Linked DNA regions of Homo sapiens: region 2 is linked to region 1. Evidence: chromatin contacts called from ENCODE Hi-C or POLR2A ChIA-PET data. All regions are on one chromosome and are shown on one strand. Each heading gives the region's core, a stretch centred on a gene start or an enhancer-like site at or near the end of the contact. The rest is flanking DNA. Distances are from core to core; before and after follow the strand shown.

What was found. A loop is a pair of places that touch in the nucleus more often than their neighbours do. ChIA-PET counts read pairs that join two places held with the same protein, here RNA polymerase II (POLR2A). Pooled maps may share reads with other maps.
Region 2: a loop to region 1 is called in a map of psoas muscle, with 2.1 times the contacts of the local background. The contact joins two enhancer-like sites. A Hi-C loop is called at or near these places in 3 of 168 maps with a recorded cell type or tissue (K562, mammary epithelial cell and psoas muscle) and 4 of 50 pooled maps. POLR2A ChIA-PET finds 5 or more read pairs at or near these places in 11 of 52 experiments (A673, BJ, H1 and 8 more).

The regions. Positions count from the first base shown.
Region 1 is chr17:58,574,037-58,580,591 of GRCh38, forward strand. TEX14 (testis expressed 14, intercellular bridge forming factor) reads right to left here. Exons shown (of 32, transcript NM_031272.5): 20 at 5,629-5,695; 21 at 3,339-3,420; 22 at 151-213. LOC107985048 (a long non-coding RNA gene) reads left to right here. Exons shown (of 3, transcript XR_001752952.2): 1 at 1-227; 2 at 740-848; 3 at 4,794-6,191. Among named protein-coding and RNA genes, the nearest start is that of SEPTIN4, 33 kb to the left of the region's middle. Within about 2 kb of position 3,140, at least 3 of the 41 ENCODE cell types and tissues checked have a DNase peak (open chromatin) inside an H3K27ac peak, as active enhancers do.
Region 2 is chr17:58,678,390-58,684,957 of GRCh38, forward strand. All of the region lies in intron 1 of TEX14 (testis expressed 14, intercellular bridge forming factor), which reads right to left. All of the region lies in intron 1 of IGBP1C (IGBP1 family member C), which reads right to left. It also overlaps the pseudogene RNVU1-34. Among named protein-coding and RNA genes, the nearest start is that of IGBP1C, 10 kb to the right of the region's middle. Within about 2 kb of position 1,531, at least 2 of the 41 ENCODE cell types and tissues checked have a DNase peak (open chromatin) inside an H3K27ac peak, as active enhancers do.

The DNA.
Region 1 (6,555 bases), core at 1,890-4,389:
TTTGATAACAACTTTTTGGTGAAAGAAGCAGCATACTCACATTAAGTCTACACGTAAAAATGGAAAGATCCTTACAAACAAGAATATACTATTCCCTTAAAACCAAGACTTTACACAAGCATCCCTAGGCATTCTCTTTGGTGATCATACATGTCTTTCTCTTTCAGTTCCTTTGGTGACTCCTTTGATGTCTCTTCTTGTTCATCTTCAGTACTGTGAGAAAGAAAGTAAGAAAATTACATAAATCCCCTCTGTGAACAAAGTACACTAACTACTTGCTACAAGGAACCAGTTGATCAGCCCAGTGTGAGACGCAGAGGAAAGGGCACTAAGCTCAGGAGTAGAAAGTGTGAGTTCTGTGCCAGGCACGTTGGCTCACGTCTGTAATCCCAGCACTTTGGGAGGCCAAAGCGGGTGGGTCACGAGGTCAACAGATCGAGACCATCCTGGCCAACATGGTGAAACCCCGTCTCTACTAAAAATACAAAAATTAGCTGGGCTTGGTAGCACGTGCCTGTAGTTCCAGCTACTCGGGAGGCTGAGACAGGAATTGCTTGAACCCAGGAGGCGGAGGTTGCAGTGAGCTGAGATCGCGCCATTGCACTCCAGCCTGGGCAGCAAGAATGAGACTCCATCTCCAAAAAAAAAAAAAAAAAAAAAAAAAAGTGTGAGTTCTGGTTCTGGCTGTACTACTAGCTGCGAGTTCTCTGACATGTCTGGGCCTCATTTTTCTCTCCAGAGTTGAATAAATACTCTCTAAGGGTCAGCTCTGAAATCAGTTAAAGACTCTATACGACTGTGAGCAAATTCATGAGAAAATCAACAGAGCACAGGAACTTTGCTGGGAGGTAAGATATTGGAGCAAAGGGGCACAGCCATGAGGCCTCAGCACCTGTAAGAAGCTTCCTGGCATAGTGTACCAGGAGAGGCCAGAGAGGCTTGTACCAAAAAATGGCCAGAATAGTGAAGACAAACTTGACCTGTTTCTACTTTAACCAATATTTAAGATTCAATGTCAGTACTCACTGAACATTAACTATAAGGCAGATCCCATGCTAAATCCTTCCATGTTTTCACTTTTTTTTTTTTTTTTTTGAGATGGAGTCTCACTCTTGTTGCCCAGGCTGGAGTGCAATGGCGCGATCTCAGCTCACTGCAACCTTCGCCTCCTGGGTTCAAGTGATTCTCCTGCCTCAGCCTCCCAAGTAGCTGGCATTACAGGCATGCGCCACCACGCCCGGCTAATTTTCTGTATTTTTAGTAGAGACGGGGTTTCTCCATGTTGGTCAGGCTGATCTCAAACTCCTGACCTCAGGTGATCTGCCTGCCTCGGCCTCCCAAAGTGCTAAGATTACAGGTGTGAGCCACTGTGCCTGTCCTTCACATTTTTAATCCTTGCAAAAATCCTCTGAGACCAGTGATATAAATGAAAGATCATGGATTTGGGGTTGAGTTGTGACTTTATTAATTCTGTTACCAAAAATGTTTGTTTCTCCTTCTAAATAATACAACAGGACTTTTTGGCCCTCTTGATTTACATAAATGACCACAGAACTTGTTTTAACCAATAAAATATGAGTGAAAGTGATGAGTCACTTCTGGGCAGAAACTTTAACAGCCAGTACACAACTCACCGTGTTCCATTTTTCCTGCCTTAGCAATCAAGGAAGCACAAAAATGGGGCCTCCCTCAGCCTAAGTCTGATAGAAGGCAATATAGCACAGAACATTCCTGGCCAACCCATGAGCCATGGACATGAAGCAGGAGCAAAGAAGAAACTTGTTGTTTTAAACCACTAAAATTTGGGAGTTGTTTACTATATATAGCATAATCTAGTCTATCCTGACTGACTAGCTGAGTGACCTTAGAAAAAAATATTTAAACTCTCTGAACTTTGCTTTCTTTACTGGCAAATGGAGGCAATGGTATGTGCCTCACAGGGTTGTTATGTGGATTAAATCAGACAATGAAACAGAGTGCCTGGCATATGCTAGATATTTAGGAAATACTAGCTACAATAATTATAATTAAGGAAACTGAGGCCCAGAGAGAATAAAATAAATTGAATGTTATTGTGCCAGATACGTTATAACAATTATGAATTTTTTAAACTTTTCTTTTGAGATAATTGTAGATTCACATGCAATTGTAAGAAATACACTTTACTGGCTGAATGCGGTGGCTCACGCCTGTAATCCCAGCACTTTGGGAGGCCGAGGCAGGTGGATCACCTGAGGTCAAGAGTTCGAGATCAACCTGGCCAACATGGTGAAACCCCATCTCTACTAAAAATACAAAATTAGCCAGGTGTGGTGGCACATGCCTATAATTCCGCTACTTGGGAGGCTGGGGCAGGAGAATCACTTGAACCCGGGAGGTGGAGGTTGCAGTGAGCTGAGATCACGCCACTGCAGTGAGCTGAGATCACGCCACTGCAGTGAGCTGAGATCACACAACAAGAGTGAAATTCTATCTCAAGAAAAAGAAAATACACTTTACCCACTTTATCCCAGTGGTAACATCTTGCAAATCTATAGGACAGTATCACAACCAGGATATTGACATTGATACAGTCAAGATACAGAACATTTCTACTACCACAAAGATATTTCTGGTTTACAGCTATGCCTGCTTCCCTCCTTTCCCCACCCCTTCCTTAACCCCTGGCAACCACTCATCTGTTCTTTATTTTTATAATTTTGTCATTTCAAGAATGTTATATTAATGGAATCACACAGTAAATAACTTTTTGGGATTGCTTTTCCTACTCAGCATAATTCTCTGGAAATTTAGCCAAGTTGTTGCATGTATCAATAGTTTATTTCTTTTTACTGCTGAGTAGCAAGCACTCAATGGTATGGATGTACCAAAGTCTGTTTAATCATTTACTTGGTGAAGGACATCCGGGTTTCCAGTTTGGAGGTATTATGGATAAATTTGTTATAAACGTTCCTGTATGTATTTCTGTGTAAATGTAAATTTTCATCTCTCTGGGATAAATGCCCAGGAGTTATATTATTACTTTAAGTTCCTATTGTCAACATTCTCAGTAAGGATTCTTATCCCTGCTTCACAGATGGGAAAATAGAATAGAGGGGTTGAGAACCTTGACAAGGTCACATGAACAGAAAGTCAGAGTCAGATCTAAGTAAAGGTGATGACTCAATCCCTCAAATTCTACTGCACAAGTCCTAACACAGCTAAGCTGCCCAAAGCTAACTTTTATAAGATAGTAGCTAATACATCTGAAGACAAGCAATATATAAACACGGAGCATTATCACCATTTAACATTGCATCTATGAGTTTGAAACTGCATAAGATAATAATAGCCCATACCTTCGTACAGGTTGAAATTGAGACCTGGGCAAAATCTCAGCATTCTTTCCAAGAATTTTTCTCATTTGGAACTTTTCCTCACCTGAAAGAATAAAGTTAAAAATATATATATATATTTTTTTTTACTGAATCTTTGTCAACCCAAATTATTGTCACCATTCCCTAGAATGTCCCTTGGTCTGGTCCAGAATTAGAAATAATCTGGATAAACAAAGTGCTGCCCTAATTGGGTTTGGATTGAGTGCTGTAGAAGAGGTTTTTGCTCTGAAAGTTTATTTTCCTTGCTCAGAGCACAGAACTATATTCTGACACTCAGAATACAATCAAGCTATTTACTGGCCTTTCAGTTATAACCACAGTTATTTCTGAAGACAAATGTTGTTTTGTCTTTTTAAGAAGGCAAACTGACCCGGTTCCTGTCAACAGACGCCAGGGGGCGTTGAAAACAAGAACTGTTTGTTAACTAAACAGCCCCGAACTCTAACTATGCCACTTGGCCATCAAACACTAGGTGTGGGCGTGGGCGTGGGCGTGGGGTCTTGAGTACTGAGGAGCTAATTCAACTGTCTTCTGTTCTTCTTGGCATCAAGTTATCTGAAGTTACTCCTCCCCAGTTCTCAGTAAGATGCTTTGCTCCAGGCAGGCAGGGCCAGTATCCATTTTCCTTCCCACCACTGTACTGTCCTAGTTAATAAAGAAGGGGGCAGATGGAGCATCCAGCCCTGTTTCCAAATGCCTATGACTCCCCCACCCCCATCCCATTCCTTAGGTCCAGGTGGTCTGGTAGACACTAAGAAGGCCCATCAGAACAATGCCACCTTTCACAGCTACCAAGGAGCTCTGAAACCCCACCAGTGGAGAGACATTGGGGGTTCCTCTTCCTCTGACCCTTTTAAAATGATAAATATCCAGAAAGCATAAACTAATTCCTAAGAAGCAACATTTAGAGCTTAGAGACTTTAGAGTCCGACCCTCTCCTTTACTTTATACCAGGGGAAAGTAGGGCCCTGGGGTGAAGTGACTTGCTGAAGGTTATGCAGAAAAAGTCAGTGGCAGAATGGGTCTTGGAACCTAGCATGCTGCATCCTGTACCCCTGTTGTGTCCTCTCATGTGGAAGGGGATATATATCAGAACAGTAGAAGGAAAAGGGGGCAGAGAGGGGCAGAAAGAAGTGAATGGAGTAGAAATCAGAGACTTTTTCACATACTTCATGTGTCTGTATTAAACTAGCTCTGGTTATCTGACCTGTCTGCCCTAAACTTTTCCATCCCACTCAACTCACCTCCACATACAAGTTAAGTGGCCACATACAAGGCAGGTCCAAAAAAGAGGCTCTGCAGGAAGAGGTGGGTGGCCCAAGGCTCTGGAGACTTTTAATACATATTATGCTGAGACTTTAAGTAAAAGTTGATCTAAAAGCTTACAGCTTCTTAAAATGCTCCCAACTCTGGCAGGGGCCTTCACAAGGTTACAGTTGGAAGCTGGAGTATGCAGTGGAAGAAGGGAGTAAGTTCATAACACTACGCTGTTTGGGTTTAGACGGTTGAGACATGACCATGGATAGCTACACAGGTTGGTAGGTGGATAACTCTACTTTTAAAATAGATGAGTACATACCTTAAAAGAACAAGAGTACACAATTTTAAAAATGTAACAAAGCCAACAGTTAACTTATATCTGTCTGGTGCCACATCCCTGGCTACTGATCCAAGGCTACCTTCTCATCTAAAAGAAAGCCCCTGCTAAGTTATATAGAACCCAAGGCCTCCCAAGTGGTAGATGTTAAGTTGAATCTGCATTGTTAACTGTTACTAACTCTTTGCTAAGATGCTAAGCAAGCAAAGGAAAATGCTGGTGACACTGCCTTCTGGGGAGAAGAAATACATGAAAACCTAGTTCTAATTTTGTTATGTTAATAACTAGCTATGTAGCTTGGGCAAATCCCCCAGGTCAGCTTAGCAAAGATAACTGCACTTGCTATGTGGCACACCAAGGAGCCTGAAAGCTTGAGAGACCAAAGGGGGAAAAAGCAGTGACTACAACAACATTTGCTATAAAAATGCAAGGGGAGGTATAAATAATACAACACGTGGATGTCATGAGGTTGGTGAGGAGGAAGGGATTTGTTCTATTGAGGAGAAATCATTGAACCTTGGTTTTCTCAACCATATAATGAAAGGTTTGGACGAGGCTGTCCCTCAGGATCCCCCCAGCTCTAAACATCTGTGATCCAACAGAAGAAATTTAAGGGAAGTGATTCTCAAGGAATCTTCCCTAAGGGCTTATTACCAGAGACTTGAGGTTGGGCAAATGCACCTTGTATTCCTTCAAAGTCCTCTTCTATGGGACTCGAGGTCTAAAAAAGAACAAAAGAAAAGCAAAGAAAGGAGGTTCACTGGAGGCAGACATATTAAAAGGTCAATAATTTCTTGATGTTCTTAAATCTTGAAAATCTTCATAAGATCCCTGCATCTTTATAGAAAAAGCACAAACTTGCTTCCTAGACATTAAGTACTTATTTGTATCATATGTCCTCTCCTCAGTAAGTCCTCCCTCACCTCTCATTGTGAAGAGGAATTATGTGACTCCGCCTCCTTATATCACTATCCCTATTCAACCCAATCTTCCAACAAAGATATTTTGGTTCTTGGGAGCTTTATCAGAAGAGCTAAAGAAGGCTTAAAAGCTGGCCCAGTCTGCAAAACTACTCTACGAGGTAAGAAGTCAGAACAATGGTTCCTTTTGGAAGAGGCAGTGACTGGATGGGATCACAAGGGGTCTTTTGGGGACTAGTAATGTTTCATTTCCTTTTTTTCAAACAAGGTCTTGCTATGTTGCTCAAGCTGTTCTCAAACTCCTGAGCTCAAGCAATCCTCCCGCCTCAGCCTCCTAAAGTGTTGTGATTATAGACATGAGCCACCACACCTAGCTGAAATTATATATATATATTTTTTGAGACGGAGTCTCATTCTGTCGCCCAGGCTGGAGTGCAGTGGCACGATCTCAGCTCACTGCACCCTCTGTCCCCCGGGTTCAAGCAATTCTCCTGCCTCAGCCTCCCGAGTAGCTGGGAATACAGGCACCTGCCACTGCGCCCGGTTAATTTTTGTATTTTTAGTAGAGACGAGGTTTCACCATCTTGGCCAGGCTGGTCTTGAACTTCTGACCTCACGATCCACCCACCTCGGCCTCCCCAAGTGCTGGGATTACAGGCGT
Region 2 (6,568 bases), core at 281-2,780, 100 kb after region 1:
GCACTATTCACAATAGCAAAGACTTGGAACCAACCCAAATGTCCATCAATGATAGAATGGATTAAGAAAACGTGGCACATATACACCACGGAACACTATGCAGCCATAAAAAAGGATGAGTTCATGTCCTTTGTAGGGACATGGATGAAGCTGGAAACCATCATTCTGAGCAAACTTTGCAAGGACAGAAAACCAAACACCGTATGTTCTCACTCATAGGTGGGAATTGAACAATGAGAACACTTGAACACGGGGTGGGGAACATCATACACCAGGGTCTGTCATAGGATGGGGGAAACGGGGAGGGATAGCATTAGGAGACATACCTAATGTAAATGACGAGTTAATGGGTGCAGCAAACCAACATGGCACATGTATACATATGTAACAAACCTGCACGTTGTGCACATGTACCCTAGAACTTAAAGTATAATAATAATAATAATAATAATAATAATAATAATAAAAGAGAAGGACACTGGAGCCAGGCGCCGTGGCTCACACCTGTAATCCCAGCACTTTGGGAGGCCGAGGCAGGTAAATCACCTGAGGTTAGGAGTGCGAGACCAGCCTGGCCAACATGGTGAAACCCCGTCTCTACTAAAAATACAAACATTAGCAAGGCGTGGTGGCGTGTGCCTGTAATCCCAGCTACTCAAGAGGCTGAGGCAGGAGAATCCCTTGAACCCTTGAGGCTGAGGTTGCTGTGAGCTGAGATTGCGCCATTGTACTCCAGCCTGGGCTACAAGAGCGAAACGCCGTCTCCAAGAAAAGAAAAAAAACAGAAGGACTCTGGAGGTCCACAAAAAGATATAAAGACAGAAGAAAAGTCAGAAGATGCTAAATTGTTAGCTTTGAAAAGGAAAGGGCTACAAACAAGGAAAATGTGAAGGTAACACTCCCTTAGAGCCGCCAAAGGTATTCAACTGCGTACTTCTGATTGTAATGGCAAATCACTGTAGTACTCAATGACAACACCAACCACGAGGGGTGTGAGACCAAAAGCGTGTGTGGAGAAAAAAATGACCATTAGAAGGCATCAATCTCTCGCTATTCCAAAACAGGAGGTTACAATATAACACAGGAAAACCTACGAAGCAAAGATACAACGTACGCCTTTTATAAACAAGCCAGATCAGGGGAGAGAACCAACATAGTCCCCACTACCACAAATTATGCAATTAAGTTTCCCACATTTGTAGAAAACCACAGGGGTCAGCACATCCACAATGCAAGAGACAAACCTCACCCTGAAAAATCCACCTTTAATGATCATGTTATTTCCCTTGCCAGTTAAGTATGAGTCCCCAGCGCTGCCTGAGAGTTCACCCTTAGATTCAAACCACTCTAAATATAGGATCATTTTTCTCATGTGCTCTTTAGACCCCCTAATTTCTGGAATAAAGATATTTTCCAAACTACAATAACCCAGCACCTGTATTTTTAATATCTGGCTATTCAAAATCTTAAGAAATATAAGCCTAGGGTGCAAATAGCCAGCAGTCACTGCGCTTATCTACATACTCCACACCCCTTTGGATGATCTCATTCAGTATGTCCTTTCCTAGTATGCTTGGTGACACGACTGAAATAAAACTTAAAAATGCTCTACAGATTAAAAGGTAAATAACGTAAACTAGCTCCTGCCTTTAAGGGTTTGGCACTAATGATGCCACTATGGTGTCTTTTTTCTTTTTTTTTCCCCCCAGAGACAAAGTCTTGCTTTGTTGCCCAGGCTGGGGTACAGTAGTTATCGAACTTCTGGCCTCAGGGGATTTTCCTGTTTCAGTCTTCCCCAGCAGCTGCAAAAACAGGCGCGCACGGCTTTCTTGCGCAGTTAAACAAGCTGCTATACACGTAACCTGAGTAAGTTTGAAAACATGAAATTTGGTAAAATTATTTCTGAAAATCCAGTCTACATATCTGAAAATCCAATCTCTGTATAGGTTACCTACCAGTCCAAAGTGTCATGCTTACATACAAAATGCTGTCTTTCAAACATGCAGCAAATGATCAATCTTACTTGAAAGATCAATTGCACAAACGCTAATTCTAATTTTGAATGAAGCAGGCCGGACGCTGTGACTCCTGCCTGTAATCCCAGCCCTTTGGGAGGCCAATGCGGGCAGATCACTTGAGGTCAGGAATTCGAGACCAGCCTGGCCAACATGGTAAAACCCTATCTCTAATAAAAATACAAAAATCAGCTGGGCATGGTGGCAGGCACCTGTAATCCCAGCTACTCAAGAGGCAGGAGAACCTCTTGAACCTAGGAGATGGAGGTTGCAATGAGCTGAGATCACGCCGCTGCACTCTAGCCTGGGCGACAGAGCAAGACTCTGTCTCAAAAAAACCCCACAAAAACCAAAAAAACAAATTAGAATTGGAGTTTCAGAGTTAACAGTGTTCTTCAATTGTCTTTCCAAGATCACACTAGAACCACCCTAATATCCCACATCTTTTATTTTACAGAAGGACTCTTCTGGTATCTTCTCTTCTGCCAAAATAAATTAGCCAGAGTTTATAACTTTTTTTTCCTTGTCACTGACTTCAAGCTCACGGTTTTCCATCTTTACAAAAGGAAGAAATAATGCTGTTTTAAAAATCTTGGGCCAGGTGCAGTGGCTCACACCTGTAATCCCAGCACTTTGGGAGGCTGAGGTGGGTGGATCACCTGAGGTCAGGAGTTCAAGACCAGCCTGGCCAACATGGCGAAACCCTCTCTACTAAAAATAAATTAGCCGGGCATGCTGGTGGGCACCTGGGTACTCGGGAGGCTGAGACAGGAGAATCGCCTGAACCCAGGCTGCAGTGAGCCGAGACTGTGCCATTGCACTCCAGCCTGAGCAACAAGATCGAAACTCCATCTCTAATGATAAATAAATAAAAATGAAAATAAAAATCTTGCTAAACAAGCAACAACTGAGAACATAGAGGTGTCTTAGATGGGGAGAAAAAGAATATTGGGACAAGGAGGTAGGGGATTCTGTGATGCAACCAGACACTTGTTCTCAAGTCTGATGTTCTGACAGTCTATCAGTTTTATTTTTATATACTTTCCTTTTCAAAGAAGTATTATGTAATATATATATACATACACACATATGTATATGTATGCTCTATAAATTGTCAACATTTTGTTTTGTGAAATAAAACACACTTTGAAATCTGGTTGGAGGGCTGGTCGCAGTGGCTCACACCTGTAATCCCAGTACTGTGGGAGGCCGAGGCAGGTGGATCATTTGAGGCCAGGAGTTCGAGACCAGCCTGGCAAACATGGTGAAACCTTGTCTCTACTAAAAATACAAAAATATCTGGTGGTGTGCATCTGTAATCCCAGCTACCCAGGAGGCTGATGAAGGAGAATCGCTTGAACCTGAAAGGCAGAGGTTGCAGTGAGCTAAGATCATGCCATTGCACTCCAGCCTGGGTGACAGCAGGAAACTCTTGTCTCAAACAAAAAAACAAAAAAAAAGAAAAGAAAAAAGAAATCTGGTGGAACAACTCATGTAAGGGAAAAGGTAATGTATGTGAACTATACTGCCATTACCACCAAACAATTCTTACAACCAAAATGCCAGTTTCAGAAGATTTGTGACTAGCAGTGCCTTCTTCAGGCTAGAGTGCAGTGGCACCATCACAGCTCACTGCAGCCTTGACCCCCAGGGGTCAAGTGAGCCTCCTGAGTAGCTGGGACTACAGGCACACACTACCATGTCTGGCTAACTTTTGTATTTTTTGTAGAGAGGGAGTTTCACCATGTTGCCCAGGCTGGGCTCAAACTCCTGGGCTCAAGCAATTGACCCGTCTCCGCCTCCCAGACAGTTGGGATTAGAGGCATGGAACCACCATGCCCAGGCCACAGAGTCTTTCTTTTTTTTTTTTTGTGACAGAGTCTTACTCTGTCGTCCAGGCTAGAGTGCAGTGGTGCCATCTCAGCTCACTGCCACATCTGCCTCCCAGGTTCAAGCGGTTCTCCTGCCTCAGCCTCCTGAGTAGCTGGAATTACAAGCACATGCCACCATGCCCGGCTAGTTTTTGTATTTTTAGTAGAGATGGGTTTTTGCCATGTTGGCGAGGCTGGTCTCGAACTCCTGACCCCAAATGATCCACCTGCCTCAACCTCCCAAAGTACTGGGATTACAGGTGTGAGCCACCACGACCACTCCTCCAACCAGATTTCAAAGTGTGTTTTATTTCACAAAACAAAATGTTGATAATTTACAGGCCCACCTCAGCTTCCCAAAGTGCTGGGATTATAGGCGTGAGCCACCATGCCCGGCTGCCCAGCCTACAGAGTCTTAAGTGGCTCATGAATCCTCACAAGTCCCAGTTTCAATGTTTCACAAAAATTTCATTGCTATTGGCCTAGTTATCAAAATATCTGTTCAAGGGAGTCAGCCTTAGGCAAAAAGATGTCTGTCCTCCACTGCCTTGTAACTCTAAGCAAGTTAAGAAAAATGTTACTGTTATAATCCTCACAGAGGTCCTGCATACCTTAATATCCTTTGAGAAGAGCCTCATTTCTTTGATTAGAAAAAAATGAGGAGCTGGATGCGGTGGCTAACACCTACAATCCCAGCACTTTGAGAGGCCAAGGTTGCAATGTGTCGAGATCGCGCCATTGCACTCCAGCCTGGGCGACAGTGCGAGAGTCTGTCTCAAAAAAAAAAAAAAAAAAAAAAGACAAAAATGAGGAAAGGCTGAGCACGGTGGCTCACGCCTGTAATCCCAGCAGTTTGGGAGGCTGAGGCGGGTGAATCACTTGAGGTCAAGAGTTCAAGACCAGCCTGGGCAACATAGCAAAACCCCATCTCTACTAAAGATACAAAAATTAGCTGGGCATGGTGGCACGTGTCTGTAATCCCAGCTACTCCGGAGGCTGAGGCAGGAGAATTGCTCGAACCTGGGAGGCGGAGGTTGCAGTGAGCTGAGATCACACCACTGCACTCCAGCCTGAGTGACAAAGCAAGACTCCATCCCCCCCCCCAAAAAAAAAAGGAAATATATGTTTGTTAAATACTAACATAAGTAAACATATAAAATCTTTATAAACTGAATCTAGTAGATTATTTAAAAAGAGACAGAATTGGCCAGGTGCGGTGGTTTACGCCTGTAATCCCAGCACTTTGGGAGGCTGAGGCAGGCGGATAACCTGAGGTCAGGAGTTCAAGACCAGCCTGGTCAACATGGTGAAAACCTGTCTCTACTAAAAATACAAAAATTAGCCAGGCATAGTGGCTCACGCCCGTAATCCCAGCTACTCGGGAGGCTGAGGCAGGAGAATTGCTTGAACCCGGAAGGCGGGGTCTGCAGTGAGCTGAGACTGCGCCACTGCACTCCAGCCTGGGCGACAGAGCAAGACTCCAGCTCAAAAAAAAAAAAAGAGAGACTTGGTCAGGTGGAGTGGTTCCCGCCTGTAATCCCAGCACTTTGGGAGGCTGAGGCGGGCGGATCACAAGGTCAAGATATCAAGACTATCCTGGCCAACATGATGAAACCCCATCTCTACTAAAAATACAAAAATTAGCTGGGCGTGGTGGTGCATCCCTGTCATCCCAGCTACTCGGGAGGCTGAGGCAGAAGAACTGCTTGAACCCGAGAGACGGAGGTTGCAGTGAGCCGAGATGGTGCCACTGCACTCCAGCCTGGCTACAGAGCGATAGGACCTACATATATAAAAGTATACGATAAAGGTAACATTTCATATAGAAGGGGAAGGAACTGATTATTTCAAAGACTGCTCAGAAAATTAGGTCACAACTGGAAAGAAAAAAAAATGCTTCCGCCCGGCATGGTGACTCACGTGAGCCTATAATCCCAGCACTTTGGGAGGCCTTGGCGGGTGGATCACCTGAGGTCAGGAGCATGAGACCAGCCTGACCAATATGATGAAACCCCATCTCTACTAAAAATACAAAAATTAGTGAGGCATGGTGGTGGGTGCCTGTAATCCCAGCTATCTGGGAGGCTGATACAGGAGAATCGCTTGAACACGGGAGGCGGAGGTTGGAGTGAGCTGAGATCACACCATTGCACTCCAGCCTGGGCAACAAGAGCGAAACTCCGTCCCAAAAAAAAAAAAAATTGCTTCCATATTAGCCGGGCATGGTGACACGTGCCTGTTCCCAGCTACTCTGGAGGCTGAGGCAGGAGAATCACTTGAACCAGGGAGGCAGTGGTGGCAGTGAGAAGATCGTGCCACTGCACTCCAGCCTGGGCGACAGTGAGACCCTGTCTCAAATAAATAAATAAATAAATAAATAAATAAATAAATAAATAAATAAATAAAAAGCTTTCTTCCTCCTACCACTTATTTTTTAAAAACTCATATAGATTAATAGGGAGGCAGAGGTGGGCAGATCACCTGAGGTCAGGAGTTCGAGATCAGCCTGGCCAATATGGCAAAACCCTGTCTCCACTAAAAAATACAAAAATTAGCTGGGCGTGGTGTCTCACACCTGTAATCTCAGCTACTCAAGAGGCTGTGGCATAAGAATTGCTTGAACCCTCAAGACAGAGGTTGCAGCAAGCAGAAATCATGCCTAGGTGACAGAGCAAAACTCAG